2 separate regions of the Homo sapiens genome follow, and region 1 is linked to region 2. A link is an interaction called in ENCODE POLR2A ChIA-PET data of the cell type or tissue named here. Cell type or tissue: PC-9. All regions are shown on one strand. Links, peaks and the distances in the headings refer to the core of each region. The heading gives the core; the rest is flanking DNA.

Region 1 (16,519 bases), core at 4,130-12,129, 200 kb after region 2:
ATATGTGTACTCAGAGTCCCTGACCCAGCACCCAAAGTCATGATGAATCTTTCCTGGCTTTTTATCAGGCCTTGCCATGAGAGTGACCATTAAAGGTCAGAGAGCCATACGGCCTCTCCCAGGGATACTGGGCTGGCCTGGGAATTGAGGAATTCACTCTGCATCCAAGAACCACATTTCCCCAGCTGTAAGATGGCAGAGAATAATGTTTGTGTCCCAATGAAGTTCTAACACACAGTGTTCTCAGATGACGGGCAGCATTTTGAAAGTAACATGTGACTGTGTAATTTATGCTCTTTGAATTTGCAGTGAGACTATTTGTGGCAGTACAATGTCTATCCATGCTCCTAATTAGAAGTTTTCCAGAACAGCTCATGTGTCTGAATTAGAAATATTTGTCACGGGGCATTAAATGCGGTATTTAGCTGTTAGGTGATTTTTTCAATAGAACTTTGTTAAAGACCAGATATAATGTGTCATTGTTTCTTTTGTGATTCTGGATTCTTTTTGAGAACTAAATGTTTAAGCAGTAAAGAGCTGAGACACCCTATGGGTAAGATCCTTTATAAATCAGCCCATTACACCGTGAATTCACTTACATTGTTGGTCAATGACGTCATGTAAGGATCAGATTATGCTTTTCTGTTTGGGTGTGTTTTGTGTTGATTTGTCAAGCCTGGAGGGTTGGCCACCAGGAAGAAGTTGAAATGGTCACTGAAATCCCCTGGCTGTGATTGTCACAAACTTGGGTCTGAGATACACAGAAACACTTGCCTGTCATCAGGCTGAAGCTTTCAGCTCAGACTGTACCAGTGCCTGTTGGAAACATAAATGAAAGCATTTTTACAAGTCATCAACAAAATATCCAATAGCCTAATAAAAAGATGGGCAAAAGACTCGAACAGACATTTCTCCAAAGATGATATCCTAATAGCCAATGAGGACACATGAAAAGATGCTCAACTTCCCCAATTTCATTAGAGAAATGCAAATCAAAACCACACTGAGCTATCACCTCACACTCATTGGGATGGCTACCATCAAAATACAAAACAAAACAAAACAAAAAACGGAAAATAACAAGTGTTGATGAGGATGTTGCAAAATTGAAGCCCCCGTGCACTGTTAGTGGGATTGTAAAATGGGGTAACTGCTATAGAAAACAGTATGAACAGTCCTCAAAAAATTAAAAATAGAACTACCATATGGCACAGCAATCTCACTTTTGAATATATATCCAAAAGAATTGAAAGCAGCATCTCAAAGAAATATTTGCACACTCATGTTCATAGCAGTGTTATTCACAATAGCCAAAAGATGGAAGCAAACCAAGTGTTTGACTGATAAACGGATAAACAAAATGTAGTATATACATACAATGGAATATTATCCAGCCTTAAAAAGGAAAGGCCAGACACAGTGGCTCATGCCTATGATTCTAGCACTTTGGGATGCCAAGGCAGGAGGACTGCCTGAGGCCAGGAGTTTGAGACCAGCCTGGGCAACATAGTGACAGCCCCCCATCTCTGCAAAAAACAAAAATTAGCTGGATGTGGTGGTGCATGCCTGTAGTCCCAGCTACTTAGGAGGCTGAGGCAGGAGGATGGCTTGAGCCCAGGAGTTCAAGACTACAGTGAGCTATGATTGTGCCACTGCACTCCAGCCTAGGCAACAGAGCAAGATCTTGTTTTTAAGAAAAAAATAAAAAGGAAAGAAATCCTGTCACATGCTACAACATGTATGAACCTTGAAGACATTGTGCTAAGTGAAATAAGCCAATCACAAAAGACAAATGCTATAGGATTGCACTTATATATCTACAGTCGTCAATTCATAGAAACAAAGTAGAATGTTGGTTACCCTGGGCTGAGGGGAGGCAAGGGGGAGTTGTTTAAAGGATATATACAGTTTCAGATTTGCAAGATGAAAAACTTCTGGAGATTGGTTTCACAGCAATGTGAATATACTTAACACACTGAACCATTTAATTAAAAATGATTAAGATGATAAATTTTATATGTTTCTACTACAATAAAAATTGCACAATAGATAATTGCATTAATAGCCCAATTTGTAGCCTCCTGTATTTATGTCCTTTGCCTTATAACTTCTTAGTCCCTTCACACACTGCCTCTGGGCTTGGCACATAAAGTACAGTCAAAAACAAGCTATGTAACTTCTGAGGCTAGGTCACAAAAAGGGTATTGTTTCTGCCTTGCCTGCTTTCTCAACTGGGACACTAACATTTGGTACCAAGCCAGCATGCTATGAAGACGCCCACAGTAGCCAACATGGAGACTACATTGAAGCAGTACAGGTATTGAGAACAGAGATGCCCCCAGCCCCACTCCCCACCCAGCTGGCTGCCAGCATCAGCTGCACCAAGGAAGATGTATGGATGGCAAATAAGCACATGAAAAGATACTCATCACCATTAGTCTTTACAGAAGTACAAATTAAAACCACAATGAGACACTGCTACTTACCTACTAGAATCACTGAAATTAAACAGACAACAGAGCAAGTGCTGGCAAGAATGTGGAAGAATTCACACTCTCATACACCAATGAAGGCAACCCAAAATGGTACTGTCACCGGTAGAGGGACGTGACTGCAAATTGTCCAGGTTCTTGGCGTTTTGAACAAAGAATTGGACAAAACACGCAGCAAAGAAAGAATGAAGCAACAAAAGAACGAAAGCAGCTCTCTCGGCTTTCGGCTCGGAGGAGGCCAAGGTGCAACTTTCTTCGGTCGTCTCGAATCCGGGTTCATCCGACACCAGCCGCCTCCACCATGCCGCCGAAGTTCCACCCCAATGAGATCAAAGTCGTATACTTCACGTGCACTGGAGTTGAAGTCGGTGCCACTTCTGCTCTGGCCCCCAAGATTGGCCCCGCGGGTCTGTCTCCAAAAGAGGTTGGTGATGACATTGCCAAGGTAACGGGTGACTGGAAGGGCCTGAGGATTACAGTGAAACTGACCATTCAGAACAGACAGGCCCAGATTGAAGTGGTACCTTCTGCCTCCGCCCTGATCATCAAAAGGAACTACCAAGAGACAGAAAGAAACAGAAAAACATTAAACACAGGGGGAATATCACTTTTTATGAGATCGTCAACATTGCTCGACAGATGCAGCACTGATCCTTAGCCAGAGAACTCTCTGGAACCATTAAAGAGATCCTGGGGACTGCCCAGTCTGTGGGCTGTAATGTTGATGGCCGCCACCCTCAGGACATCATAGATGACATCTACAGTGGTGCTGTGGAATGACCAGCCAGTTAAGCACAAAGGAAAATATTTCAATAAAGGATCATTTGACAACTGGTTAAAAAAGAACGAAAGCAGGGATTTATTGAAAATGAAAGTACACTCCACAGTGCGAGAGCGTGCTGAGCAGTGGCTCAAGGGCCCCGGATACAGAATCTTCTTGGGTCCAAATACCCTCTAGAAGTTTCCCATTGGCTACTTCATGCCCACCTCAGGTAAATGAAGTGGTAGCCCACAATCAGTCTGATTGATTGCAGAAAGCAGCCAACCAGAGGATGACGTGGTTACAAAAGTGACACTCCTGTGCAAACGTATGATTGGTTGCAGAAAGCAACCAATCAGAGGCTAGGGTGAAGTTACAAATTTATACTTCTATGCAAACGAAGACTCCGCCCGCAATCAGTCTGATTGGTTGTGGACAGCAACCAACCATTCGGAGGCTGGAGTGAAGTTACAAAGTTGCAAAGGAAGACTCAACCCGCAATCAGTCTGATTGGTTGCCAATTTCCCATGCCTGGCAGAAAAGGTGGGGGGTTTGCAAAGGGAGTAGCCTCTGGTCCTTTTGTGATTTAGGCATGTAAAGTTAGGGTTTTCCTTTCAGTTTAGTTCTAGGAATGCTGCGTGAAACAGCCTTAGGTTCCCTGCCTCCAATCCCTATATTCTCCTGCCTCAATACAACTACTTTCCAAAACAGTTTGGCAGTTTCTTAAACATTAATTATACACTTACCATATTATCCAGCTATTTCACTGCTAGTTGGTTCCTAAGAGAGAAGGAAGCTATATCCTTAGAAAGAGTTGTACATGATTGCTCGTAGCAATTTTATTTATAATAGCCAAAAACAAACGAAAAAAATCCCACATGCCCACTTATAAACTGTGGTGTATATTCTTTTTTTGTTTTGAACCTCACTCTGTCACCTAGGCTGGAGTGCAGTGGGGTGATCACAGCTCACTGCAGTCTTGGCCTCCTGGGCTCAAGCAATCCTGCCTTAGCCTCCTGAGTAGCTGGGATTACAGGCGCACGCCACCCCGCCCAGCTAATTTTGTATTTTTGAGTAGAGACAGGGTTTCCTCATGTTTGTCAGGCTTGTCCTCAACTCCTGACCTCAGGTGATCTGCCCGCCTTGGCCTCCAAAAGTGCTGGGATTACAGGCCTGAGCCACGGCGCCTGGCCAGGAGCAGAGGTTTAATAGGCGGAAGAAGGAGAAAGACAAAGGAAAATAGCTCTCTCTCTAGTGAGAAAGAAGGGACTTCCAAGAGGAAAAGGTCAGCTGGTGGATACGCCAGATTTTATAGTCCAGCTTGAGGAGGCCGTGTCTGATTTAGGTAGGGCTCACAGGTTTTTTGGGTCAGGTGTGACGTTTACATAGCACACAGGGAAGGCTGGTGGCCCCACTCTAATCTTATTATGCAAATGAACTCTCCACTTGGCCGGTGCCATCTTGTCTGCTCCTTACTGTACACGTGGCTGGCAGAGAAGGGGAGGTGCAGCCGCCATTTTGAACATGTCTAGTCCCAGGTAGTTCTTTCCTGTCGCATCCACCTGTGCAAGCTCCCGGCTTGCTTGTCTATGTCTGCAGCTTGACTTTACTGGCTGCTCTTTGTTAGAAAATGATTTGGGGCATGGCATGGTGGCTCACGCCTATAATCCCAGCACTTTGGGAGGCCGAGTCAGGTGGATCACCTGAGGTCAGGAGTCGGAGAGCAGTCTGGCCAACTTAGTGAAACCCTGTCTCTACTGAAAATACAAAAAATTAGCTGGGTGTGTTGGCGGGCACCTGTAATCCCAGCTGCACAGCAGGCTGAGGCAGGAGAATCGGTTGAACCCGGGAGGTGGAGGTTGTGGGTGAGCTGAGATCACGCCATTGCACTCCAGCCTGGGCAATAAGAGTGAAACTCCATCTCAAAAAATAAAAATAAAAAATATTCAATGGGCATAATTAATAATAATGAGAGGTATCACTGGGTGCATTCAATGAGCCAAGTATTGGGATTTACTCAGTTTTAAATGTAATTTGTCCAAGATCAAGTAGCTCATTCCTCCATACCTCTATACTATACAATGCTTCTAAGCCACTCCACAAAGAGACACTAAGATTAGGGCCCCAGATAACTATCATCATTTAAAAGAAAAAAAAGTCTCATTATCAGATCAAACGATTCATAGGACTGTATGTGCTCCTGATGAAAGGGACATCATAAATCATTACATTCCTTTTTGTTGTTGTTGAGACAGAATCTTGCTCTGTCACCCAGGCTGGAGTGCAGTGGCGTGATCTCAGCTCACTGCAACCTCTGTCTCCTCGGCTCATCTCAGCTCACTGCAACCTCTGCCTCCTGGGCTCAAGTGATCCTCCCACATCAGCCTGCCTCCTGAGTAATTGGGACTACATGGGTGCACCACCATGTTCAGCTAATTTTAAATTTCTTTTGTAGAGATGAGGTGTTACTATATTGTCCAGGCTGGTCTCCAACTCCTGGGCTTAAGCTATCTTCCCACTTTCTCTATTTAACCATGTATAAGAAAAATAATTTCCCCCCAAAGTCATTTTTCTTATACCTGGCTAAATAGAGAAAGCTTTAAGCTTTAAAAAAAGTTGTGGTAAAACATCTGTAACATTTCAGTGGCATTACGTATGTTTATACTGTTATGCAACCATCACCACTATCATCTCAGGAATACTTTTCATCATCCCAAACTGAAATTCTCTGCCCAATGAACAATAACTCCCCATTATTCCCTTCCTCCAACCTCCAGTAACCACGTTTCTATTTTCTGTTCCTATGAATCCTACTACTCAAGATACCTCATCTAAGTGAAATCACACTTGCCCTTTTGGGTCTGGCTTATTGCACTTAGCATAATGTCCTCCAGGTTCATCTATGTTGCAGCATGTGTCAGAATTTCAGTCCTTTATTTATGTATTGGAGACAGTCTCACTCCATCACCCAAGCTGGAGTGCAGTGGTGCTATCTCAGCTCATTGCAACTTCTGCCTCCTGGGTTCAAGCGATTCTCCTGCCTCAGCCTCCCAAGTAGCTGGAATTACAGCATATGTCCCCATGCCCAGCTATTTTTTTTTTTTTTTTTTTTGAGATGGAGTTTCACTCTTGTTGCCCAGGCTGGACCGCAATGGCGTGATCTCCATTCACCGCAACCTCCGCCTTCCAGGTTCAACCGATTCTCCTGCCTCAGCCTCCCAAGTAGCTGGGACTACAGGCATGCGCCACCACACCTGGCTAATTTTGTATTTTTAGTAGAGACGGGGTTTCTCCATGTTGGTCAGGCTGGTCTTGAACTCCCAACCTCAGGTGATTCACTGGCCTCGGCCTCCTAAAGTATTGAGATTACAGGCGTGAGCCACCGCGCCTGGCCTAATTTTTGTATTTTTAATAGAGATGGGTTTTGCCATGTTGGCCAGGCTGGTCTCCAATTCCTGACCTCAAGTGATCCACCCGCCTTGTCCTCCCAAAGTGTTGGGATTACAGGCGTGATCCACCATGCCCAGCCTTCATTCCTTTTCAAAGCTGAATAATATTTCACTATATGTATAACCACATTGTTTATCTATCCATCTGATGATAGCTACCTGGGTTGTTTCCAATTTTTAATTTTTTAATTTATTTTTAGTTTCATTTTATTTTTATTTTCTTTCTTATTTATTTATTTTATTTTTTGAGACAGAGTCTCCCTCTGTCACCCAGGGTGGAGTGCCATGGCTCGATGTCAGCTCACTGCAACCTCTGCCTCCTGGGTTCAAGTGATTCTCCTGCCTCAGCCTCCTGAGTAGCTGGGATTACAGGCATGCACCACCACGCCCGGCTAATTTTTGTATTTTTAGTAGAGACGGGGTTTCACCATGTTGGCCAGGCTGGTCTTAAACTCTTGACCTCGGGTGACCTGCCTGCCTCAGCCTCCCAAACTGCTGGGATTACAGGTGTGAGCCAAGATGCCCAGTGGAGATTTTTTTTTTTTTTGTGGGATGGATTCTCGCTCTTGTCGCCCAGGCTGGAGTGCAGTGGTACGATCTCGGCTCACTGCAACGTCTGTCTTCCGGGGTCAAACGATTCTCCTGCCTCAGCCTCCCGAGCAGCTGGGATTACAGGTGCACACCACCACGCCTGGCTAATTTTTATACCTTTAGTAGAGACGGGGTTTGGCCATGTTGGCCAGGCTAGTCTCAAACTCCTGCCCTTGGTGATCTGCCCGCCTCGGCCTCCCAAAGTGCTGGGATTACAGGCATGAACCACCGCGCCAGTCCCGAGATTTTTTTTTTAAACCTCTGTACTTTTACCCTTTCTTCCTTGGCTGGACTTTGTCCAGCTAGGTTTATTTATAAACCACACAAAGTTCATTAACAAGACCAAGCATTCAGCAAGCCACTCTTCCACCTCCCTTACTGCAGGAAGGCACTCCGAAGACATAAGTCGGTGAGACATGGCTGAAGATAAAAGCAAGAGAGACTCCATCGAGATGAGTATGAAGGGATGCCAGACAAACAACGGGTTTGTCCATAATGAAGACATTCTGGAGCAGACCCCGGATCCAGGAAGCTCAACAGACAACCTGAAGCACAGCACCAGGGGCATCCTTGGCTCCCAGGAGCCCGACTTCAAGGGCGTCCAGCCCTATGCGGGGATGCCCAAGGAGGTGCTGTTCCAGTTCTCTGGCCAGGCCCGCTACCGCATACCTCGGGAGATCCTCTTCTGGCTCACAGTGGCTTCTGTGCTGGTGCTCATCGCGGCCACCATAGCCATCATTGCCCTCTCTCCAAAGTGCCTAGACTGGTGGCAGGAGGGGCCCATGTACCAGATCTACCCAAGGTCTTTCAAGGACAGTAACAAGGATGGGAACGGAGATCTGAAAGGTACATGCCCAGAGATCATTTAGGGTGGGTGCCAGGATGAGATTGGTTTATGGTTCTTTTGTTCTTCAGAACCAAATTATGCCTGGGTTGTTCAGTAAGCACATTCCATTATGACTGGTCATGCCAAGTTGCTCCTTGTTTATGATATTCTTAGAAAATCACTCAGCAGAACCCAGCAGTTATTTTACTAGCTGAAGGGCTATTTGCTGAAGGCCTTTGAGCCAAACGAGTTGTTTAATTTATTGCCCACTAAGTACATACAGTTGTTCAGTCATCAATTCTAACTTCTTAGAGCAGCCTTCCTTCTAAAATCTATGTCCTGTTTCTGGGGACTTTATAGTTGAATATGTCAGGGTGGCAGTTGGGAATTGCTTTCCCAGTATACGAAGCAGCTAGTTTGGCTGTGTGGCTGGGAGTGTATTAGTGAATAAAGCATAAATAATATTTTTTTAAAAATCAAGTGATATCTGTAAAAAGTATAGGCTGAGTCTTAAAGTTTAAATTCTAAAAAAGGAAGGGAAGTAGAAAAGGGGTAGCAGTATGCATTCGTCATTACTTGAATTAAGGATTGTTTAAAACCATGTCCGTATTAGTATAAAACAAGTAAAGAATTAACCAGGGGTAGTGGCGCATGACTGTAGTTGCAGCTACTTGGGAGGCTGAGGTGGGAGGATCGCTTGAGCCCAGGAGCTCTCAGCCAGCCAGCTTAGGCAACATAGGGAGACCCCGTCTCCAAAAAGAAAAAAAAAAAAGTGAAAAATTATTTTTTAAAAGCTAAGTTAATTTCTTGGTGGGTTATGTGTAAAACATCCTTACAATATATTGCTCAAACCAGAACATACTTCAGAGTAAAATTATGCCAGATGGCAGGCATACACTGGGAACTTCTGAGCAAATTGGTTGGTATGGTCACTCTACTTCAAGGCAACAATAGGAAACAAATAAGGAAACTAACAAACTAATGTTTTACAATGATAATTGGTTTGAAGAAAACAAAACAGGATGATATGAATGTGGAAAGTAGGAATGGGCTTAATGTATCTTTAAAATGCTACAAATGAATTCTTGAAACCTGCAGCTTTCTTTAATCACTAGTAGAAGGCTTTTCTTTTTCACGCTCCTATCATTCTCTCTCTTCTTTTTTTTTTTTTTTTTTTTTGTGATGGAGTTTCACTCTTGTTGCCCAGGCTGGAGTGCAATGGCATAATCTCAGCTCACTGCAACCTCCGTCACCTGGGTTCAAGCAATTCTCTCGGCTCAGCGTTCCGAGTAGCAGGGATTACAGGCATGCACCATCATGCCTGGCTAATTTTGTATTTTTAATAGAGACGAGGGTTCTCCATGTTGGTCAGGCTAGTCTCGAACTCCTGACCTCAGGTGATTTGCCCCCCCTTGGCCTCCCAAAACTCTGGGATTACAGGCATGAGCCACCGCATCCGGCTGTATCATTCTCGTTTTAAAAATCATCCTGCATTGTCACTCATTGAAGAAGAGTGTATCTGTCCTTCATGGTGCAGCTCAAACCCATTGCCTTCATTACTCTTTCTTTAGCCTCCCTAATCAGACCATGGGCTCCCCACCCCAGATCTTCGGCTTTGGATGTGTTTCTAGCATCCTTTAATCCTGCCTTGAGTGACTCCCTTTCCCCTGACTCATGACCTATGACCTGCTGCCTTTTGCACATTGAGTGCTTAGGAAAAGCAATGCTCTGACTGCATAGACCTAAAGCCCTAAATCCAGAGATATGTTTACCACTTCCTGGCCCTGCCTTCTTAATAATCTCCTTCTGGATAGGTCCAACATTCCTGTAAACATGGTGGTTTCTAATCAGCTCTGATGTTTGTCATTTCCAATACCTGTTCTTGGAGGAATGTTTTACTTCCTGCAATCCATAGGCATTTGTCTTTGAGGTTGAAGGGATTTCATTGTTGTTATTATGAAGATCCCATTCCAGCTTTGAGTCTGGTTTTGGTGATTGCCCTCTCTCCTTCTAAAATGTGGGGTGGGATCCCTTGTTTACTTTCTCCAGCCACTTTGTTTTCATCCTCATGTTCCTTTGTGCCTCATCATAAGATATATTTTGTTGCTGTGCTGGCTTAGATCAAAACCCTCTTGCTGCCTGTTGATACCGTGTGAGATCTTGCAGCTACCCATATGGGGGAACTGGGGTACAGAGACAGAAATAAGCAGCCTGTCAGGCCAGGCGTGGTGGCTCACGCCTGTAATCCCAGCACTTTGGGAGGCCGAGGCAGGTGGATCACGAGGTCAGGAGATTGAGACCATCCTGGCTAACACGGTGAAACCCCGTCTCTACTAAAAAAATACAAAAAAAATCAGCTGGGCGTGGTGGCGGGTGCCTGTATTCCCAGCTATTTGGGTGGCTGAGGCAGGAGAATGGCGTGAACCCAGGAGGCGGAGGTTGCAGTGAGCTAAGATCGCACCACTGCACTCCAGCCTGGGCGACAGAGCGAGACTCCATCTCAAAAATAAATAAATAAATAAATAAATAAAATAAAATAAAATAAATAAGCAGTGTGTTATAGGGGAAAAGCCCAGATCCCAGGTGTCGAATGACTCTGTGCTTTGGAATTAGTGACCTTCAGCCTGCGGTGTGGCCTCTGACAGTCTAATTCTAGGAAGTCACATCAGGATTACACAGAAAGTTACTGGAGATTGAATTCTAGACTCAAGTTGCTGAATATGCATTTGGGACTCTGAACTAGAAGGAGAAAACACATTATCTGCTCATTATCCTACAAAGTTCTAAATACAAAGTTTCATTTCCACATGTCTTCTCAGCCAAGCCTAGAATTCTCTTCTGTATAAATTCCTGGGTTCCTATATAAGTGAACAAGGGAAATAGTCCAAATTTAGCAAGTTCAAAGGCAGTCTGAGAGTGGAAACAAAGACTCCTCAAATATTGGCACAAACTTACCTTCTGTGTTGAGGTTGCACTCCTTCTCAGACCCCGTGCACTGACAACATTTATCACCTTTTTAAATTAATTGATGCATTTACTTATTTATTTATATTTATTATTTTTTTTTTTTTGAGATGGAGTCTCACTCTGTCACCTAGGCTGGAGTGCAGTGGCACAATCTCACCTCACTACAACCTCCGCCTCCCAGGTTCAAGCAATTCTCCTGCCTCAGCCTCCCGAGTAGCTGGGATTACAGGAATGCACCATCGTCCCCAGCTAATTTTTGTATTTTTTAGTAGAAATGGGGTTTCACCATGTTGGCCAGGCTGGTCTTGACCTCCTGACCTCAAGTGATCCACCTGTCTCAGCCTCCCTAAGTGTTGGGATTACAGGCGTAAGCCACTGTGTCCTGCCTTCTCACCCTTTTTTAGACATGCCCTGTCTATTCTTGCTCCCTCCTTTCCTTTGCTGTGCCTGGAAGCCCTTCACTCTGATCCCCTTTGCCCACACCATCCTGGACCTTCTCTGTCCTTACCCTCAGGGGTCATCAGCTTCCTCTGCCCCTGGGGGTCAAGGGCCAATGCCCTGATGCCCTTAAAGCACTTTCTGCAGCTCTTCCTTAGCTCTTCAGTCTGATCATCATCCCACCCCTGCCTGCAGACACTTCCGAGACCAACACCGCCCAAAAGAAATACAATGGGAGCCACATAAGAAATTGTAAATTTTGTAGTAGCCACATTAAAAAAAGGAAAAAAGAAGCAGGTGAAATTAATTTTCATATGTTCTGTTTAATCCAATGTATCATTTCAACACATAATCAGTATAAAAATATATACATATTGTTATTTTTTTTTGTATTTTAAGACGGGGTTTTATCATGTTACCCAGACTGGTCTCGAACACCTGAGCCCAAACAATCTGCCCACCATGGCCTCCCAAAGTGCTGGGATTACAGGCACGTGCCACCATGCCCGGCCCAGTATAAAAATATTAATGAGATTTTTACATTCTTTCTTTTTGTACAGGGTCTTCAAAATCCAATACATGTTGTTCCCTTACAGCACATCTCAATTCCAACCAGCCACCCTGCAAGTGCTCAGTAGCCACATGTGGCTCTTAGACAGAACAGTGCAGTGTAGACCACATGACCGACAGGGGCCATGCGTTACTCTGCTCTGTTCCTTGACACTTAGCCCAGCAGCTGGCATAGATTAGCTGCTCAAAAACCATGTGTAGAATAAATGAACAATACCACAGTCTTGGTTTTAAATATAAAATATGAGTAAGTCACAGAGATTTTTTTTAATGCTATGTTAAATGTCATCGATTACTGATAGATGACTAATTTGATTTTCTCTTTCTTTTTTTTTTGAGAAAGGGTCTTGCTCTGTCGCCCAGGCTAGAGTACAGTGGTGTGATCTTGAGTCATTGTAGCCTCCGATTCCCAGGTTCAAGAGATTCTCCTGCCTCAGCCTCCCAGGTAGCTGGGATCATAGGCATGTGGTACTGTACCCAGCTAATTTTTGTATTTTTAATAGAGACGGGGTTTTGTCATGTTGGCCAGGATGGTCTCGAGCTCTTGACCTTAGGTATCCTCCCACCTTGGCCTCCCAAAGTGCTGGGATTACAGGCGTGAACCACTACACCCGACCTAATTTGATATTTTTTGTAGAGCTAGATCTTCCTATTTGAATTATACTCAAATTCAACAAAATTCTAAGTATTTTTGCCTTCATGTAAATATTTCTATCTTAGGCATATTTGTTATATTTTTTGTCCTTTAACTAAAACAAAGTAGGGTTTATTCATGACTTTGACTTTTTTCTTCAGGTATTCAAGATAAACTGGACTACATCACAGCTTTAAATATAAAAACTGTTTGGATTACTTCATTTTATAAATCGTCCCTTAAAGATTTCAGATATGGTGTTGAAGATTTCCGGGAAGTTGATCCCATTTTTGGAACGATGGAAGATTTTGAGAATCTGGTTGCAGCCATACATGATAAAGGTAAGTTGAATGGAAAGTGGGCAAGATGGGGATGAGGTTTGAGAGAAGCACTTTTTCAAATGTTTACTTAAAGCATTTCTTCTCCTTAACTGTCATATACTATTTCTTTCCCTCCCTCCCTCCCTTCCTTCTTTCTTTCCTTCCCGCTTTCTCTTTCTTCCTTTCCTTCCCTTCCCTTCTGTTTCCTTTTTTCCTTTCTCCTTTCCTTTTTCCTTCCCTATCTCCTTTCTTCCCCTCCCCTCCCCTCCCCTCTCCTTTCCCTGCTTTTTTTTTTTTTTTTCCAGGCAGGGTCTTGCTCTGTCTCCCAGGCTGGAGTGCAGTGGTGCAATCATGGCTCACTTCAGCCTCCACCTCCTGGGCTCAAGCAATCCTCCTACCTTAGCCTCCCAGTGTATTGGGGTTACAGGCGTTAGCCATTACTGTGCCTGGCCTGTCATATGTTATTCTAATACAATCTTTCCCTAGCATTTGAAATGTCTTTTACTCATTAGGTTTAAAATTAATCATCGATTTCATACCAAACCACACGAGTGATAAACATATTTGGTTTCAATTGAGTCGGACACGGACAGGAAAATATACTGATTATTATATCTGGCATGACTGTACCCATGAAAATGGCAAAACCATTCCACCCAACAACTGGGTAAGTATCAACCTGTCTGACTTACAAAGGGGTAAAAGGCAGATATGTAGTGATTGAACTGATTTAGTAAAACCCTTTTGAGGGAAAAATGAATGAATATAGTTTATCGGAAGGGGGCAAGTTTCTGAAAGAAATAGAAATAAGGTTTCCAGTTGTTATTTACTCAGGCTTCCAATTATTATTTAGATTTCTGATTTCATCATAGAGATGATGTGTTCTAGCAAATTCAAACCTATTTTCTCTCCTTCCACCCTTCCTTCACTTCCTACCCGGTCCAACTTGGATTCCATGTCCCATTAGTTTGATAACCATTTTTCTACTATCCATACCCCTTTGCATTTTTTTTTCTTGAGATGTAGTTTTGCTCTTGTCTCCCAGGCTGGAGTGCAATAGCACAATCTCAGCTCACTGCAAACTCCACCTGGGTTCAAGCAATTCTCTTGCCTCAGCCTTACCAGTAGCTATGATTACAGGCGCGCGTCATCATACTCGGCTAATTTTTGTATTTTTAGTAGAGGTAGGGTTTCACCATGTTGGCCACTCTGGTCTTGAACTCCTGACCTCAGGTGATCCACCTGCCTCGGCCTCCCAAAGCGCTGGGATTACAGGTGTAAGCCACCGCTCCTGGCCCCCTTTGCCTTTCTGACTTTTTGTCTCCTCTGTCTGACAAAACCCTAGCCATGAATGAACCCAATTATCTATTTTCTTTTTGCCTAAACCTTAGTAGTTGAGTCTCTGGAGACATCACACCTTCATTGTCCCCACCTGAACTGAGCCATCCACTCTTCTTGGGAATTTTGCTAATTTCAACCGATCAACTTTCCCTCCCTCCCTCATTTCAAACATCGTATCTGCCTCTACCCCATCTTATCACTCTCAGCAGCAAACTCGACTTCACAGAGAAAACAGAAGCCATCAAGCCTGCCTGCCCCATTCCCACCCTCTTCCTACTCACTCCTTTTACAACAGAAGCCAGATCCCTCCTTTCTGGGGTGACCAGATTTAGCAAATAAAAATTCAGAATGCCCAGTTAAATCTGAATTTTGGACAAGCAGTGCATAAAAAATTTTTTAGTGTGGACCATACTTTCTTTTTTATTTTTATTTTTCAGAGACAGGGTCTTGCTCTTTCTCCCAGGCTGGAGTGCAGTGGCTTGATCATGGCTTACTGCAGTGGCTTGATCATGGCTCACCGCAGTCTTTGCCTCCTGGGCTCAAGCAATCCTCCCAGCTATTCCTCCCAAGTAGCTGGGACCACAAATGTGTGCCACCATGCCCAGCTAATATTTTATTTTTTTGTAAAGACAGGGCCTCACTCTGTTGTCCAGGCTGGTCTTGAACTCCTGGGCTCAAGTGATCCTCCCGCTTCGGCCTTGCAAAGTGCTGGGATTACAGGTGTAAGCCACTGTGCCCGGCCACATGAGTAATACTTATACTCAACAATATGCGTGTTGATCTGAATTCAGATGTAACTGGGCATCCTGCACTTCATCTGGCAGTTCTGCTTCTGTCTCAGGCCAGAGCTTCCCCTTGCCCGGGTTTGTGTTCTCTCCTGCCTTTATTCTGGATCATCCCTCCCTCCTCCAGTCCCTCCTTCTCTCTTCTGGACCTTCTCCATAAATATTTAAACATCAACTTTTAGGTGATCCAAGGACACTCAGAATTGATATATTTGCAGGTCAACTTTGTGATGTGTGATTTTCTCCCTATAACCTTCCGTCTCCCAGGTTCAGTGAATGGTACTACCATGCAGCCTGAGGAACAGGCTGTCAGCAAGTCCTGGCAGTTTCACCTCTTTTTTTCCTCCAGTTCACTGACTTGTTAAAATTGCAATGACATTAGCAAACATTTACAAAATACTTACTCTGTGCCAGGCTCTGTGCTAAGTGTTTTATATTCATTAATTTAGTTAATCCACTCTATAATCCTATGAGTCTGGTGTAATTCCTGTTTTGCAGATAGGCAGACTGAGGTTACTCAGCTAATAAATGACAGGGCTAAAGATGGGATCTAGTCATTTCAGCTCCATAGTCTGCTTTTAAAAATTGCTGCCATACTCAAACTATATCATTTCTTGCTTATAGAATGATCACAGCTGCCTTGTGATCCAGTTTTTCCATTGCTTTTTTAGTTCTCCACTATAGTCAAGGTTGCATTTTCTAATGTAATAGTTAATATGTTCAAAAATATGTATATGTATATGATGGATAAACACCTTGTAGTATATCATATATATAACCATATATTGCAAGACTTCGACTCTAAAAAAATTATTTTTTAGTTTCCTCTATTTTGAACTTTATGAAAAGTGTCATGCTAGGTATAGTCTTCTTAACTAACTTTTTCATGATTTATTCATGTAACTTCAGGTAGCTATGGTTCATACATTTTCATTGTTGTATATTTCACAGTGTGAACAATCCATGGTTTACTTATCCACTCTTCAGTTGATGGGAAGTTGGGCTACTTCCGTTTTTTTTATTATGAACAATGTTACTATAAACACTGTCATTAATCTATCTTGGGGTACATGTGCAAGGGCTTCTTTTTTTTATTTTTGAGATGGTCTTGCTCTGTCGCCCAGGCTGGACTGCAGTGGCGTGATCTTGGCTCACTGCAACCTCTGCCTCCTCAGTTCAAGCGATTCTCCTGCCTCAGCCTCTCAAGTAGCTGGAACTACAGGCACCCATCACCATGCCCACCTAATTTTTGTATCTTTAGTAGAGACAGGGTTTCACCATATTGGCCAGGCTGGTCTTGAACTCCTGACCTTGTGATCTGCCCACGTCGGCTTCCCAGAGTGCTA
Region 2 (16,519 bases), core at 5,745-13,744:
TGACAGAGTGAGACTCCATCTCAAATAAATAAATAAATAGTTCCGAATTGAGGCAAGGGAGCTGAATCCTTGTATCCCTATTTTGACCACTCATTAGATGCATTCCCGTCCCCCCTCCAGGAGGGGTATACCTGAGAAAGAACTCAGCTATATGACTTCTGTGCCCAACATTCCTGGCAGATCTAAAGGGCAAATCTAGATGGTGCACTGCAGTCTCTACTCTGAGGGTCATCATGGAGAGAGAGGTACAGAGTCATCTGTAGAGGAGTCCAAGCTGGTGACTGGTTGGGAGTTGCAGCCTGACCTCAGAAGATCTGCAGAACCAGTATGAGGAGAGGTGGAGCCAAGTCACTACGGAGGAGGTGGCAGCATTCCGGGGGGAACAGGGCTGTGCATTTCCCAAGCGAAGGGAACACATTGTGCTTCATGCCACCCATGATGCCTCAGCAGCAGAGGCAGAGAACCAAAGCCAATGCCTGGAGATAAGTAGGAGAAGGCAGCTCAGCTGGAGAGCACGTGTACAGCAGCAGCCCTTCCCACAAGGCCATGAGGTTCTGTAGGGCCTTACTGCTCTCAGCTACTATCTTGGAAGGGAGGAAGGGAAGCCTTCTCTGGAGGAGAGATTTTAGGGGATATTTGGAAGACTGAGCAATTTACATTTGAACGACTGTAATTTCTCAGCAAAAACTGAGTTAACAACTCTCAATCCCGCCATTTTTTTAAAGCTAGATGTAATAGAATTCGCCTATTTATTTATTTATTTTTGAGACGGAGTCTCTCTTTCGCCAAGGCTGGAGTGCAGTGGTGCGATATCGTCTCACTGCAACCTCCACCTCCTGGATTCAAGTGATTCTCCTGCCTCAGCCTCCCGAGTAGCTGGGATTACAGGCGTATGCCACCACACCCAGATGATTTTTTTTTTTTTTTTTTTTGAGATGGAGTCTCACTCTGTCACCCAGGCTAGAATGCAGTGGCGCGATCTCGGCTCACTGCAAGCTCTGGCTCCTGGGTTCACGCCATTCTCCTGCCTCAGCCTCCCGACTAGCTGGGACTACAGGCGCCCGCCACCACACCTGGCTAATTTTTTATATTTTTAGTAGAGACGGGGTTTCACCATGTTAGCCAGGATCGTCTCGATCTCCTGACCTTGTGATCCACCCACCTCGGCCTCTCAAAGTGCAGGGATTACAGGTGTGAGCCACCATGCCCGGCCCACACCCAGCTGATTTTTATATTTTTAGTAGAGACGGGGTTTCACCATGTTGGCCAGGCTGGTATTGAACTCCTGACCTCAGGCGATCCACTTGCCTCAGCCTCCCAAAGTCCTGGGATTACAGGTGTGAGCCACTGCACCTGGCCAGAATTAGCTTCAATTGGGAAGCTTAAGTCGTCACCTCATCGTAACCATTAGAGGAACTGGGGTCTTTTATTTTTTGTTTTTTGAGACAGAGTTTTTGCTCTTGTTGCTCAGGCTGGAGTACAATGGCGCAATCTCAGCTCAACACAACCTCTGCCCCCCGGGTTCAAGCGATTCTCCTGCCTCAGCCTCCAAGTAGCTGGGATTACAGGCATGCACCACCATGCCCAGCTAATTTTTTTGTGTTTTTAGTAGAGCTGGGGTTTCTCCATGTTGGTCAGGCTGGTCTCAAACTTCCGACCTCAGATGATCCGCCTGCCTCAGCCTTCCGAAGTGCTGGGATTACAGGCGTGAGCCACTGCACCTGGCCTGAGGAATGGGGTCAAGAGAGAAAGAAAAAGTAAGTTACAAGGAGTAAAGAAGCAGGCCTGTGCAGTGTCCCACACCTGTAATCCCAGCATTTTGGGAGACTGAGGTGGGAGGATCCCTTGAGGCCAGGAGTTTCAGACTAGCCTAGGCAATGCAGAGAGACTCTGTCTCTAAAAGAAACTAAAGAATTAGCCAGATGTGGTGGTGTGTGCCTGTAATCCCAGCTACTAGAGAGGCTGAGGGGGAGAGGATTCCTTGAGCTCAGGAGTTCAAGGCTGCAGTGCTTATTTATGCACTCCAGCCTGGGCAACAGAGCAAGACCCTGTTTAAAAAAAAAAGTGAAGAAGCTAATTTTTTCCCCCAGCTGAATTCTGATATGTAAATTTCATCCCTCCCAGTTCCCTCTTTCCCTCAAGCCTTATCCTAAACAACTACTTCCAAAGTTATCTTTAGGAAACACAGGTTTGATCATGATGCTTCCCTGTTCAAACCATTGATGGCACTCCAATTGCATGTAGAACACTACACTTGATCTTAGCCAAAAGGCTGAGAAGCAATTGCCTATAAAATAAAGTTAAAACTGCTAAGCTTTTCATACCCTGTCTATTCCCACCTACCATTTCCAGAGATATCAGCCCTGTCTCAAGACAGGGTTTTGCCATGTTGGCCAGGCTGGTCTCGAACTCCTGACCTCAGGTGATCCGCCCACCTCAGCCTCCCAAAGTGCTGGAATTACAGGCGTGACCTACTGTGCCCAGCCTTGGCTACTTTTTCTTTAAAGTTTTTGTAGAGATGAAGTCTTGCTATGTTGCCCAGCCTGGTATCAAACTCCTGGACTCAACAAACCCTCCAGTGCTGGCCCCCCAAAACACTAGGATTACAGGCATGAGACACCACGCCTGGCCCTAGCACAGTTTTTTGGGTTTTTTTTTCACTGTGTAAGGAATTTTTATTAAAGCAAGAATTTTATAATCCAAATTACGTTTCCTTGCTCAGTTATCAATTCTGTTACTTAAAACAGAACTGACATTTTGAGCTATTTCACAGTAAATAATTATAAAATTAAAGAAAGGAATGCTTTAAATTTTTGTACTTTGCTGAAAATTCTTTTTCCCGGGGTCTATAAAAGATTAATTTGTTTTTATATTTTACTACTTTTTGTGGTTTTTTTTGTTTGTTTTTAAATCAATAAGTAATCTAGGACTAGCATTATGTTTGCTAGACCTGGCATTTGCTCAGTACATAAGGTTCAAAGTTTCCTTTCCTTTTCTTATTTGTTTTATAGTTTGCAATTTTTTTCCATAATATTTAAGTTTTCTGATGTTTAGATATTTCTCTTCGGTGCAGCACAAGTTTCTTTTCATGGTTCCTGATCAATTTTAAACAGTTGAACAGCAGTGGCACTGTTAACTGCTTTCTGGGCAGCCTCTTTAGCTCGGTGGGCTTGTAGTACAGCTACAGCTTCAACAACCTTAGAATGGAGTGACTCTGGAGACTCGAGCATATGAAGAAGTTCTGAATTATCAGTCTCCAACCACATGCCAGTGATTTTACCAGCAAGAGTAGGGTGCATAGCTTGAATAAGAGGAAACAGCCGTTCACCCAATATTCGCTTTTGCTCCTGAGGAGGGGCAGATGCCAACATGGAAGCAAAGGTTCCTTACCTTGTACATGAACAGCAGCAGGCTGTTGCATTGTAACTTGAAGCACAGTTTTGTTTTTTGTTTTTGTTTTGTTTTTTTTTTACCATGTCTTTAAAGGGGTTTATTAACATTGGTAATGGCTGCATTAATTCAGGTGGCAACTTTTATTTATTTTTATTTATTTATTTATTTATTTATTTATTTATTTATTTATTTTTTATTGATCATTCTTGGGTGTTTCTCGCAGAGGGGGATTTGGCAGGGTCATAGGACAATAGTGGAGGGAAGGTCAGCAGATAAACAAGTGAACAAAGGTCTCTGGTTTTCCTAGGCAGAGGACCCTGCGGCCTTCCGCAGTGTTTGTGTCCCTGGGTACTTGAGATTAGGGAGTGGTGATGACTCTTAACGAGCATGCTGACTTCAAGCATCTGTTTAACAAAGCACATCTTGCACCGCCTTTAATCCATGTAACCCTGAGTGGACACAGCACATGTTTCAGAGAGCACAGGGTTGGGGGTAAGGTCACAGATCAACAGGATCCCAAGGCAGAAGAATTTTTCTTAGTACAGAACAAAATGAAAAGTCTCCCATGTCTACTTCTTTCTACACAGACACGGCAACCATCCGATTTCTCAATCTTTTCCCCACCTTTCCCCCCTTTCTATTCCACAAAACCACCATTGTCATCATGGCCCGTTCTCAATGAGCTGTTGGGTACACCTCCCAGATGGGGTGGTGGCCGGGCAGAGGGGCTCCTCACTTCCCAGTAGGGGCGGCCGGGAAGAGGCGCCCCTCACCTCCCGGACTGGGCGGCTGGCCGGGCGGGGGGCTGACCCCCCACCTCCCTCCCGGATGGGGCGGCTGGCCGGGCGGGGGACTGACCCCCCCACCTCCCTCCTAGACGGGGCGGCTGGTGGGGCAGAGGGGCTCCTCACTTCCCAGTAGGGGCGGCCGGGCAGAGGCGCCCCTCACCTCCCAGACAAGGCGGCTGGCCGGGCGGGGGGCTGACCCCCCCCACCTCCCTCCCAGACGGGGCGGCTGGCCAGGCGGGGGGCTGACCCCCCCCACCTCCCTCCCAGACGGGGCGGCTGGCCAGGCAGGGGGCTGACCCCCCCCACCTCCCTCTCGGACAGGGCGGCTGGCTGGGCGGGGGGCTGACCCGCCCACCTCCCTCCCGGACGGGGCGGCTGGCCGGGCAGAGGGGCTCCTCACTTCCCAGTAGGGGCGGCTGGGCAGAGGCGCCCCTCACCTCCCGGACGGGGTGGCTGGCCGGGCGGGGGGCTGACCCCCCCACCTCCCTCCCAGACGGGGCAGCTGGCCTGGCGGGGGCTGACCCCCACCTCCCTCCCGGACGGGGTGGCTGCCGGGCGGAGACGCTCCTCACTTCCCAGATGGGGTGGCTGCCGGCCGGAGGCGCTCCTCACTTCTCAGACGGGGCGGTTGCCAGGCGGAGGGTCTCCTCACTTCTCAGACGGGGCGGCCGGGCAGAGACGCTCCTCACCTCCCAGACGGGGTCGCGGCCAGGCAGAGGCGCTCCTCACATTGCAGACCGGGCGGCGGGGCAGAGGCGCTCCCCACATCTCAGAGGATGGGAGGCCGGGCAGAGACGCTCCTCACTTCCTAGATGGGATGGCGGCAGGGAGGAGGCGCTCCTCACTTCCTAGATGGGATGGCGGCCGGGCAGAGACGCTCCTCACTTTCCAGACTGGGCAGCCAGGCAGAGGGGCTCCTCACGTCCCAGACGATGGGCAGCCAGGCAGAGACGCTCCTCACTTCCCAGACGGGGTGGCGGCCGGGCAGAGGCTGCACTCAGCACTTTGGGAGGCCAAGGCAGGCGGCTGGGAGGTGGAGGTTGTAGCGAGCCAAGATCACGCCACTGCACTCCAGCCTGGGCACCATTGAGCACTGAGTGAACGAGGCTCCGTTTGCAATCCCTGCACCTCGGGAGGCCGAGGCTGGCAGATCACTCGCGGTTAGGAGCTGGAGACCAGCCTGGCCAACACAGCGAAATCCCGTCTCCACCAAAAAAATACGAAAACCAGTCAGGCGTGGCGGCGCGCGCCTGCAATCGCAGGCACTTGGCAGGCTGAGGCAGGAGAATCAGGCAGGGAGGTTGCAGTGAGCCGAGATGGCAGCAGTACAGTCCAGCTTTGGCTCGGCATCAGAGGGAGACCGTGTAAAGAGAGGGAGAGGGAGACCGTGGGGAGAGGGAGAGGGAGAGGGAGAGGGAGAGCAGTTTTGTTTTTTTTTTTAACCTCCCTCTTTTTTTTAACTTCCCCAAAGTGCCTATAGGATTCACTGCTCCCTCTACCATGATTCTATAACACTTTGTAAAGATCTGTTACAAATCCTGACACACTGTAATATCATTTGCTGTGAAGATGCCTGTATCTGTACTCACCCTTAGATTATGAATCCTACGCATCCTTCAAATCCTCACCTCCTTTTTATAGCTTTGTTGTTTGTCTCCTGAATGACTCTGCTGTTCTTACGTACCTTGTCCTAACCTTGGCACACTTAGGCAGGGGAGCAACAGAGTCACTGTAACTGCGATGGGATAAGAGATTTAATTCCATAGATTAAAGAGTTAGAATTTACAAAAGAGCTGGGGAACTGAAGATCCAGAACAGGAAGTTAGAGAATCAGAGAAAGAGTCACCCACCTGTCCATCCAAAGAGCCAACTCTATCTAGTCACTGAGGCAGAGGCATCCATGGGAAGCTGTTGCCTCTAGGTAGCTACCCTCTGTGTCAATTCACAACCAATAATTTGGTGTTGGGGAGGGGCCACTGTTGGTCAGTGGGGCCAGACTGGTCACAGAGAGGGAGAGTGAGAACAAGCTGGAAACTGCTGGGCAACTCTGTGTCTGTTGGTCATCTCATCTTACCATCAAATGACTCTCAGAGAAATGACTCCTCTTCCAAATCTCATGCAAGTTCTTTTGCCCAACTTTAACTCAGAACCATACAGAGAAGGAGACCCTGGGAACACCAGTGTAGCCAACTTGACACAGCACAAACAACCATGACATTGTATTATAGCCATCATTTACTTCTGTCTGTCTGCCCCTCAGCAAGGCTGAGAACTCCCCAGTGTGAGCAAGAATTCACTTACTTTTTTTTTTTTTTTTTTTTGAGACTGAGTCTTGCTCTATTGCCCAGGCTGGAGTGCAGTAGCACAATCTCGGCTCACTGCAACCTCCACCTCCTGGGTTCAAGTGATTCTTGTGCCTTAGCCTCCTGAGTAGCTGGGATTACAGGAGCGCTCCACCATGCCTGGCTAATTTTTGTATTTTTTTTTTTTTTTTTTAGAGACAGGATTTCACCATGTTGGCCAGGCTGGTCTCGAACTCCTGACCTCAGGTGATCCGCCTGCCTTGGCCTCCCAAAGTTTGGGGATTACAGGCATGAGCCACCATGCTCAGCCTGTCTTCCTTTTTTAAAAACTTTTTTTTGGTGTAGTCAAAGCCTAGGACATTATTGGCAGCATTGTAGACTAGATATCAATGGCTATTTTTGGAATTAAATTCAAAATGAAATACACTGAATTGAATAGACAGCAACTGAGTCTTATCCTTGTGTCTACAGCTCGGAGCACAGTACCTGAGGGCTCATGCTTCTCAATGGTGAGCGTCAAGTGGATATTTGTTAACACATGGAATTTCCCGGAGAGTTTGTTTCAGAAGGAAGATGGAATACACTTTGAGTGGAGGGTGAATCTGAGGATAAGTTCCAGCTGTTTCTATTGTTCATTGTTTGATTTTTTGATACTAGCCATTCTATTAGAAGAAAACATAGGAGATATGCTTCAGGACATAGACTTTTTTCATTCAAGATTAATAGAAGACATGGGCAGAGGGGTATGTGTGCGGGGGTGGAGGAATTATGCCCTTTTCCATGGGAATGAGAGAATGTGGAGAATGGTGCCTTGTGCAGAACAGAGCTCAGGGAAGAGAGAGGTAATTGAAACACCTGGTGATACCAAACCGTCATCTCAAGATTTTCTTATTGCTAAGCGCATGTTTAACTTCTTTTTGGTAATTTGGCTGGGAATCTGCCTCTACGGCAGTAGTTTGTCCACTTAAGTATATCTATATAAAATCAGCAGTGCCTTGTTGTTTTAATAACCTGTTTCACTCGACCAAATGAAAAGCCAGATTTTGACAGATTCCTTCTTGATTGGGGGATGTGTGCTGCTGTCTATCTGTAGAGATGGAGAATTGTGATTGGTGTTTTGTTTTTTTTTTTCGCCCCCACAGTTAAAGCATGCTCCTGGCTTAGGAACGGCAAGAAGCCACAGTGTCTTGCAGCTGCTCCTAAAGACTTCTTATCTGGGTGTGGGGGCTCACACGTATAATCCCAGCACTTTGGGAGGCAGAGGCAGGCAATGGCTTGAGCCCAGGAGTTCGAGAACAGCCTGGGCAACATAGTGAGACCCCCCCCATCTCTATTAATAATAATAATAATAATAAAACAAAACCTTCTAATTCTGGGTCAACCCTATACTTCCCCTGACCAGCTGTGGAGCTTTCTTCATCTAGGGCAGCAAGACGTCAAAGGCAGAGGAGAGGTTGACGCTTCCTGAAATCAGAATTTGTCCTCATACAGCAACTCTTGCCAGGCCTAGAAGAGAAAAACCTCTCAAAATTTACCTGCAAAAAAGGGAGAGAAAGAGTAAGAAAAAGTTTACTCACACTGGAAAAATGCCATGGTTAGCAATGACCAACAAAAGCTCTTCCTGGATTAGGAGTGCAGACCTAGATACTTTGGCCTGACCATTGACTGAAATCTCTCTAGTCTGATCTCTTAATACACACACACACACACACACACACACACACACACACACACAAACTCGTACTAGATACATAAGAGTATATTGGCCAGTTGCAGTGGCTCACCCCTGTAATTCCAGCACTTTGGCTGAGATGGGTGGATCACCTGAGGTCAGGAGTTCAAGACCAGCCTAGCCGACATGGCAAAACCCTGTCTCTACTAAAAATACAAAACTTAACCAGTCAAATAATAAAAAGTGTTGGTGAGGATGTGAAAATATTGAAAACTTCATATACTGCTGATAGAAATATAAAATGGTGCCATCACTTTGGAAACCAGTCTAACAGCTCATCAAAAATTTAAACATAGACTTTGCATTTGGTCCAGCAATTCCAGTCCTAGTTGTATACCCAAAAGGAACAAAAATAGGGCCAGATGTGGTAGCTCACGCCTATAATCCCAGCACTTTGGGAGGCCGAGGCAGGTGGATCACTTGAGGCCAGGAGTTTGAGACTAGCCTGGCCAACACGGCAAAAACCTGTCTCTACTAAAAATACAAAACTTAGGCTGGCATGGTGGCACATACCTATAGTCCCAGCTACTCAGGAGGCTGAGGCAGGAGACTCACTTTAACCTGGGAGGCGAAGGTTGCACTGAGCCGAGATTGCACCACTATATTCCAGCCTGGGTGACAGAGTGAGACTTTGTCTCAAAAAAAGAGTATATTGCCTGTGTTATGAGAAGAACCAGTTGTACTTCTTATAAGAGGCTTCAATTTGCATTTCCTTAATGATTAGTAATATTGAGCATTTTTTCATATATTTGTTGCCCATTTATGTGTCTTTTAAGAAATGTTCATTTCAGTTTCTTTGCCTATTTTTAAATCAGATTATTTGGGGATTTTTGCTGTTGAGTTGTTTGAGTTCCTTGTGTATTCTAGATATTAGCCACTTGTCAGATGAATCATTTTCCCCCACTCTCCAGGTTGTCTCTGTACTTTGTTGATTGCTTCCTTTGCTATGCAGAAGCTTTGCCATTTAATACAGTCCCATTTGGCTGCTTTTGTTTTTGTTGCTTGTGTTTTTGAAGTCTTAGCTCAAAGCTTTGCCTAGACCAATCTCCTGAAGCATATCCCCTATGTTTTCTTCTAATAGAATGGCTGTTATCAAACAAACAGCAACAGATACTGGCAAGGATATGGAGAAAAGGGAACTCTTATATACTGTTGGTGGGAATGTAAATTAGTATAGCCATATGGAAAAGAATATAGTGGTTTCTTAAAAAAAAAAAACAACTACAACTAAAAATAGAGCTACCATATGATCCGTCAGTCCTACTACTGGGTATTTATACAAAGGAAAGAAAATCAGTATAACAAAGGGATACCTGAAACCTCATGTCTATTGCAGAACTATTCACAATAGCTATGATAGTTTGGGCAAAGTGGCTTACACCTGTAATACCAACACTTTGGGAGGCCGAGGTGGGTGGCTCACTTGAGGTCAGCCTGGTCAACATGGTAAAACCCTGTCTCTACTAAAAATACAAAAATTAGCCCGGTGTGGTGGTGCATGCCTATAATCCCAGCTACTGGGGAGGCTGAGGTACAAGAACTTGAACCTGGGAGGTGAGGTTGCACTGAGCTGAGATAGCGCCATTGCAACCCAGCCTGGGTGACAGAGGGAGACAAAAAAAAAAAAAAACCTCACAATAGCTATGATATGGGATCAACTTAAATGACCATCAACAGATGAATGGATGAAGAAAATGTGGTATATACACAATGGAATACTAGTCAGCCTTAAAAAATGAATGAAATCCTGGCGTTCACAGCAAATGGATGAGCCTGGGGAACGTTATGTTAAATGAAACAAGGCAGGCACAGAAAGATAAATACTGCATGTTCCCACTCACATGTGGAAGCTAAAAAAACTTTTTTGAGCTCATGAAAGTAGAGAGGAGATCGTGGTATTAGAAGTTAGGAAGGGTAGGAAGAAAGGAAGGATGCAGAGAGGTTGGTTAAAAGATAACAAAATTACAGCTAGTTAGGAGGAATGAGTTCTAATGTTCTTCAGCACTGTAGAGTGAATATAATTTATTGTGTATCTTCAAAAAGCTAGAAGAGAGGATTCTGAATGTTCACAACACAAAAAATAATAAATATTTGAGATGATGGGTATGCGAATTACCCTGATTTGATCATTATACATTGAATACATGTATCAAAATATCACTCTGTATCCATTAATATGTACAATTATTGCATGCCAACTAAAAATAAAGGGAGCAGGGAAGAGCTTTCATTTATAAGGCACTTTTTGCAAACATTATCTTGTTTCATCCTCACATGAGAAAACCGAGGGTCAGAAAATAGCTTGTCCAATGTCACATAGATGTCAAGTGCTGGAGTCTTTTTACTCCAAAACCCATGCTATTTCAGCACCTCAAAAGTGCCTCACACACACACAGGGAGCCAAAGCCACCGGAGGGTTTGTTAGAGGAAAAAAATATTAAAACTATATTTATATGGCTGGGCACGGTGGCTCATGCCTGTAATCCCAGCACTTTGAGAGACTGAGGCAGGTAGATCTCCTGAGGTCAGGAGTCTGAGACCAGCCTGGCCAACATGGTGGAACCTCATGTCTACTAAAAATACAAAAATTAGCAGGGCATGGTGGCATGTACCTGTAATCCCAGCTACTCGGGAGTCTGAGGCAGGAGACTCAATTGAACCTAGGCGACGGAGTTTTCAGTGAGCCGAGATCACACTGCTGCACTCCAACCTGGGCAACAGAGCAAGACTCTGTCTCGAAAAAACAAAAACAAAAACAAACAAACAAAAAACAATATTTATAGCTGGGCATGATAATTATGTGGGGCCTGAGACAAGAGGATCATTTGAGCCCAGAAGTTTGAGGCTGTAGTGCACTATGATTGTGCCTATGAATAGCCACTACACTCTAGCCTGGGCAACATAGCAAGACCCCAACTCTAAAAAAGTTTTTTTAACTTAAAAAACAATATGCTAGGCCAGGTGTAGTGGCTCATGCCTGTAATCCCAACACTTTGGGAGGCCAAGGCGGGTGGATCACCTGAGGTCAGGAGTTTGAGACCAGCCTGGTCTAAATGGTGAAACCCCATCTCTACTAAAAATACAAAAAGCCAGATGTGGTGGCATGTGCCTGTAATCCTAGATACTCAGGAGGCTGAGGCAGGAGAATCACTTGAACTTGGGAGACAGAAGTTGCAGTGAGCCTAGATTTTGCCACTGCACTCCAGCCTTTGCAACAGGGTGAGACTGTGTCTCAAAACACACATGCACACACACACACGCACACGCACACAAAACTATATTTATAACTGGGCACGATGATTATGTGGGGCCTGAGGAAACAAAAAACCCACTATGCTAATAGTGTGACCTTCATCTGTATGAAAACATATTTATATGTATATACACCTGCACAGAAAACAGGAGGGCACAATACATTGAAATAGATGGGTATATTGGTGACTTGTTCTTTTTGACTCTCAGTATAACCTAGAGCAGCAATGTCCAATAGAGCTGTCTGCCATGATGGAAACGTCTGTGTTGTCCAATATGACTAGCCACTAGTGACATGGGTTTATTGGGCCCTTGATGATGTGCTATATCTGTGAAGTACACACTGGGTTTTTAAGACTTGGTCTGAAAAGCAAAATGTGAAATATCTAATTAGTTATTTTTTATATTGGTTAAATGTTGAAATAATAATATTTTGAATATATTGGGCTAAATGAACCAGTGTCAAAATTAATCTTATTTATTTCTTTTTTCTTCTTTTAATGTGGCTATTAGAAAATTTTAAATGATATATGTGGCTCACACAGTATATTTCTATTGAACAGCACTGGTCTAGAGTGCTTTTTTTTTTTTTTTTTTTTTGAGACAAGGTCTTACTCTGTCGCCCAGACTGGAGTGCAGTGGCATGATCTCGGCTCACCACAACCTCCGCCTCCCAGGCTCAAGTGATTCTCCTGCCTCAGCCTCCTGAACAGCTAGGATTACAGGCGCATGCCACTACGCCCGGCTAACTTTTGTATTTTTAGTAGAGATAGTGTTTCGCCATGTTGGCCAGGCTGGTCTTGAACTCCTGACCTCAAATGATCCACCCACCTCGGCCTCCCAAAGCACTGGGATTACAGGCATGAATTACCGCACCCGGCCTAGAGTGCTTTTTGTTGTTGTTTTTTCTTTTAGTCAACTGATCATATCACATGGTCTAGAGTTTAAGTGCATGAAATTTGAAATCAGACAAACTGGAGTTTAATTCCCAGTCTTCACTTTTCTAACTAGGTGACCTTGAGCTGGTTACTTAATCCCCAACCCTTGTTTTTTTTTTAGTTGTCAAACAGGGGTAATGGCTGAACCTAACTCAGATAGTTCTGTGAGGATTAAATGAGTCGCTCTTGTAAAGGGCCTATTACAGGGAATACCTGCCATATATTAACTGCTCAATAAAAATTAATAGTTATTCTGATTTCTAAATTTTCTATGGTGAATATGAATTTTTTATGTAATAAAGAGTAAAAAGAAAATCAAAACAATTAAATTTAATATTAAAGCAATTTATCCTTAACTACAATCAGAAGATAAATATGTTGTTCTAAAGCTGTGTGATAATGTTTGCTTTGTCATGTATTGGGGGTGTGTGTGTGTGTGTGTGTGTGTGTGCGCGCGCAACCCTTGGATGGGAGTGGAGTTGAGGACCGTGACGTGACCATTTATTAGGTAATCTCATTCTTCCCTCTGACCCTGGTCCTCTCTATTCCATCAAGGGGAGGGGATAATTGCATCATGGTTCTCCCTGGCACTCACAACACACCATGTGTTCGCCTATATTTAGCCAACATGAAGTCACTGAAACTCTATGCCCACTGGAGGCAATTTGTGCTTTGTTGTTTGTGGCTCACATGGCTTCTATCCTGACTGCTCTGCATAGTTTATGTCCTTAGATGAATTTAAAGGACTGAAAACCTTTTGTTGGTGGAAAAACTGTGTTTGGGGAGTCAAAACTGAAATACCAAATCAATGAGATCCTTGGAAGCGTCCCTGAGATGAATACCTGATGTTTCTTGCAAGCCAGGGAGACCTCAATTATCCTCTTCTTTGACAGAAGGAGAAGGACCAGGGTGAGCAGGCTGGGGAGGGAGGAATTGTCTATATTCCACTCAAATGGTAAAAGCAACACGTCCATTCAGCGGCTCCCAGTTACAATGCCAACTCTACTCTCCTTCCAGCAATTAGAAACGACACATGGAGGCCCGGCACAGTGGCTCATGCCTGTAATCCCAGCCCTTTGGGAGGCTGAGGCAGGTGGATCACTTGAGGCCAGGAGTTCGAGACCAGCTTGGCCAACTTGGCTAAACCCTGTCTCTACTAAAACAAAATATTAGCTGGGTGTGGTGGTGCATGCTTGTAATTCCAGCTACTCGGGAGGCTGAAGCACAAGAATCACTTGAACCTGGAAGGCAGAGGCTGCAGTGAGCTGAGATCTCACCATTGCACTCCAGCCTGGGTGACAGAGCGAGACCCTGTTTCAGGAAAAAATAAAAATAAAAAACATAAGGGCTGGGCGCAGTGGCTCATGCCTATAATCCCAGCACTTTGGGAGGCCGAGACGGGTGGATCACTTGAGGTCAGGAGTTTGAGACCAGCCTGGCCAATATGCTGTAACCCTGTCTCTACTAAAAATATAAAAATTAGTGGGGCATGGTGGTGCACACCTGTAATCTCAGCTACTCAGGAAGCTAAGGCAGGAGAATTGCTTGAATTGCTTCAACCTGGGAGGTGGAGGTTGCAGTCTGGGCAACAGATTAAGACTCCGTCTAAAAAAAGAAAAAAAAAAAGAAATGACACACAGAATGAAGACACATAGCAGCTCAACAAGCCTAATATTACAAGAGGACAAGAGATGGAGGGGCTGCCCACAAGGTGTGGTTTCAGAAGTTCAACCTGTTGGCTGCTACTTAGATTTTACTCTCAGTGTCTCCTTCCTCTAGCTTGAGGCTCTGAACGTGTGTGTGTGTGTGTGTGTGTGTGTGTGTGTGTGTGTGTGTAGGCAGGTAAACATTGGGAACCTCAGCTTAGCATCTCAATTCTCAATTTTTTGTCTGTCACTTTGGATGAAAATTGTAGAAGAGACTTACTCCTATCAGAGAATACAGTTTTGTTTAACAAACAAAATAGTTTCAAGGGAGTGGGCAAAGAAATAAGGCAAACACTATTATGTATATTTTTGAGACAGGGTCTCGCTCTGTCACGCAGGCTGGAGTACAGTGGTTCCATCATAGCTCACTGCAGCCTCGACCTCTTGGGCTCAAGCGATCCTCCCACCTCAGCCTCCCAAACTGTTGGGACTGCAGATGTAAGCCAGTGTGCCCAGCCAATAAGTTTTAAATAGTCATTTAGTCATTAATTCAACAAATATTTATTGAGTACTCAGTGTGAATAATACTAGTTACATTTCACTTGTGTCATTGCTTTATCTGTTTCTATTAATCATAATTATTTATATATTTTTATTACAAATTAACAATTTATAATTGTATATATCTATAGGGTAAAAAGTGATGTTATGATTTATGAATACAATGTGGAATACGTAAGCCAAGCTAATTACCATATCCATCACCTCAAATATTTATCATTTTTTGTAGTTAGAACATTTGAAATTTACTGTCTTAATTTTGAATTAATTATAATGTTTATAGTTTTACTAAAAAACATGTTTCCAGTCTCATTCTTCTTCACTTCCACTATAGATTTGGTAAGCTTATTAAAAATGTATCCTTGGGTAACATTAAAAAGAAAACAAAAACAACCACATAAGCTCAACTCACTCACAAGGCAATTTGAAGAGGGCCCTGGCTTTAATGCTCTATCATTATATCCCTATGGGCTGTAACAAAGAGGTTATGGACAATTACCAGCACACCTGTTTTCTCTTACAAAGGACGCAAGCAAATAAGAGTCAGGTGAATTCATTTCAGGAGAAACAGTGAGTTAACTCAGATTTATTAAAAAGTAAATTATTTCAAACTTCGGCACTTTATTATTAGTAACAAGTTAATTTCCACATACCTCACACTCTAATGAGAATGTCTGTGTTGGACAGCAACCAGTCATCAACACCTCAGTGTGAATGAGGATCTGAGAGTAGATTGTAAGAGGTGGAATGAGGCACAGAAAACAATGGGTCCTTGGAGTAGGGAGTGGACAACCAGGGGACAAAATGTCTCTAACTTCCTAATTTTGCACAGGGACCTTGTCTCAGGAGTAACTTCCCTATGTCCTTGTCCTACTGGCCTCAAAATCACAGAAACTGAGTTCTTTAAAATTGTGGTTTATATTTTACTGCCGCTAATTGCTATGATTATCGCTACTAATTACCATGATAGAAAAGGAAAGTCTGCTCTTTCTGAAGCTTTTATACATTGACAGTCATTATAGTCACCACTTACGGTAAATTTTTGAATGCTTTAATTGGTTATAGTGAGGCTGGGGGTAAATACTGTTACTATGTTTTTAAGATATAAATACATAAAAATAATAATTCCATTAGTACAACAGTCTCAAATGTGCCACAGTATAATTATCAATAGCTTTTACCGCTATAACTGCATAACAGGGTACTTTTTCAAGAATGTTCTGTAAAGATGATGTATTCCAAATCTGTGTAAAAAATAGATTATTCATTAAATGGGGTACCCACCTGAAAAAGAAAATGAAAGTGAATCTCTATCTTGATCCTCATAAAATACATTTCAAACAATGTATGATTTAAAAATAAAATAAATGAATCACTTCTAGAAGGTAAACTGAGCAAATATTTTTATAGTCTTGGAGTAACGACATTCTTTTTTAGCTGAAATCCTCAAGGAAGATTGTCAGTTGGGGCTTTTTTTTTTTTAAGTGGAAATGTCTTCAAAACAAAATACATAAGAAACAAGGTTGCATCAATGCTGGGGAAAATATTGCAATATTTGTGACAGAGGGATATGATACGATATACATAAATTTACATATAATGACCACAATAACTTTTACATGTAAGAACAAACAATCCTGCCTGGGCGTGGTAGCACACGCCTGTAATCCCAGCACTTTGGGAGGCCGAGGTGGGCAGATCACTTGAGGTCAGGAGTTCAAGACCAGCCTGGCTAACATAGTGAAACCCTGTCTCTACAAAAAATACAAAAAATTAGCCAGATGTGGTGGCGGGTGCCTGTAATCCCAGCTACTCGGGAGGCTGAGGCAAGAGAATTGCTTGAACCCAGGAGGTGGAGATTGTAGTTAGCTGAGATGGAGCCACTGCACCCCAGCCCAGGTGATAG

Evidence for each region. Peaks named below come from ENCODE experiments on the same cell type or tissue, not always from the same donor. Only the 100,000 strongest peaks of a DNase experiment are listed, where the experiment ranks them.
Region 1: POLR2A ChIA-PET joins it to region 2 with 16 read pairs; 4 of 35 experiments call an interaction of 5 or more read pairs at or near these places.

What each region holds. Positions count from the first base shown.
Region 1 is chr2:44,267,828-44,284,346 of GRCh38, forward strand. SLC3A1 (solute carrier family 3 member 1) reads left to right here and starts at 7,653. Exons shown (of 10, transcript NM_000341.4): 1 at 7,653-8,138; 2 at 12,889-13,068; 3 at 13,560-13,714. The coding sequence starts at 7,709. It also overlaps the pseudogene RPL12P19. In PC-9, for the core only: no CTCF peak of the experiment used is centred there; a DNase peak (open chromatin) is centred at 9,944.
Region 2 is chr2:44,062,778-44,079,296 of GRCh38, forward strand. No RefSeq gene overlaps it. Among named protein-coding and RNA genes, the nearest start is that of LRPPRC, 75 kb to the left of the region's middle. In PC-9, for the core only: no CTCF peak of the experiment used is centred there; no DNase peak of the experiment used is centred there.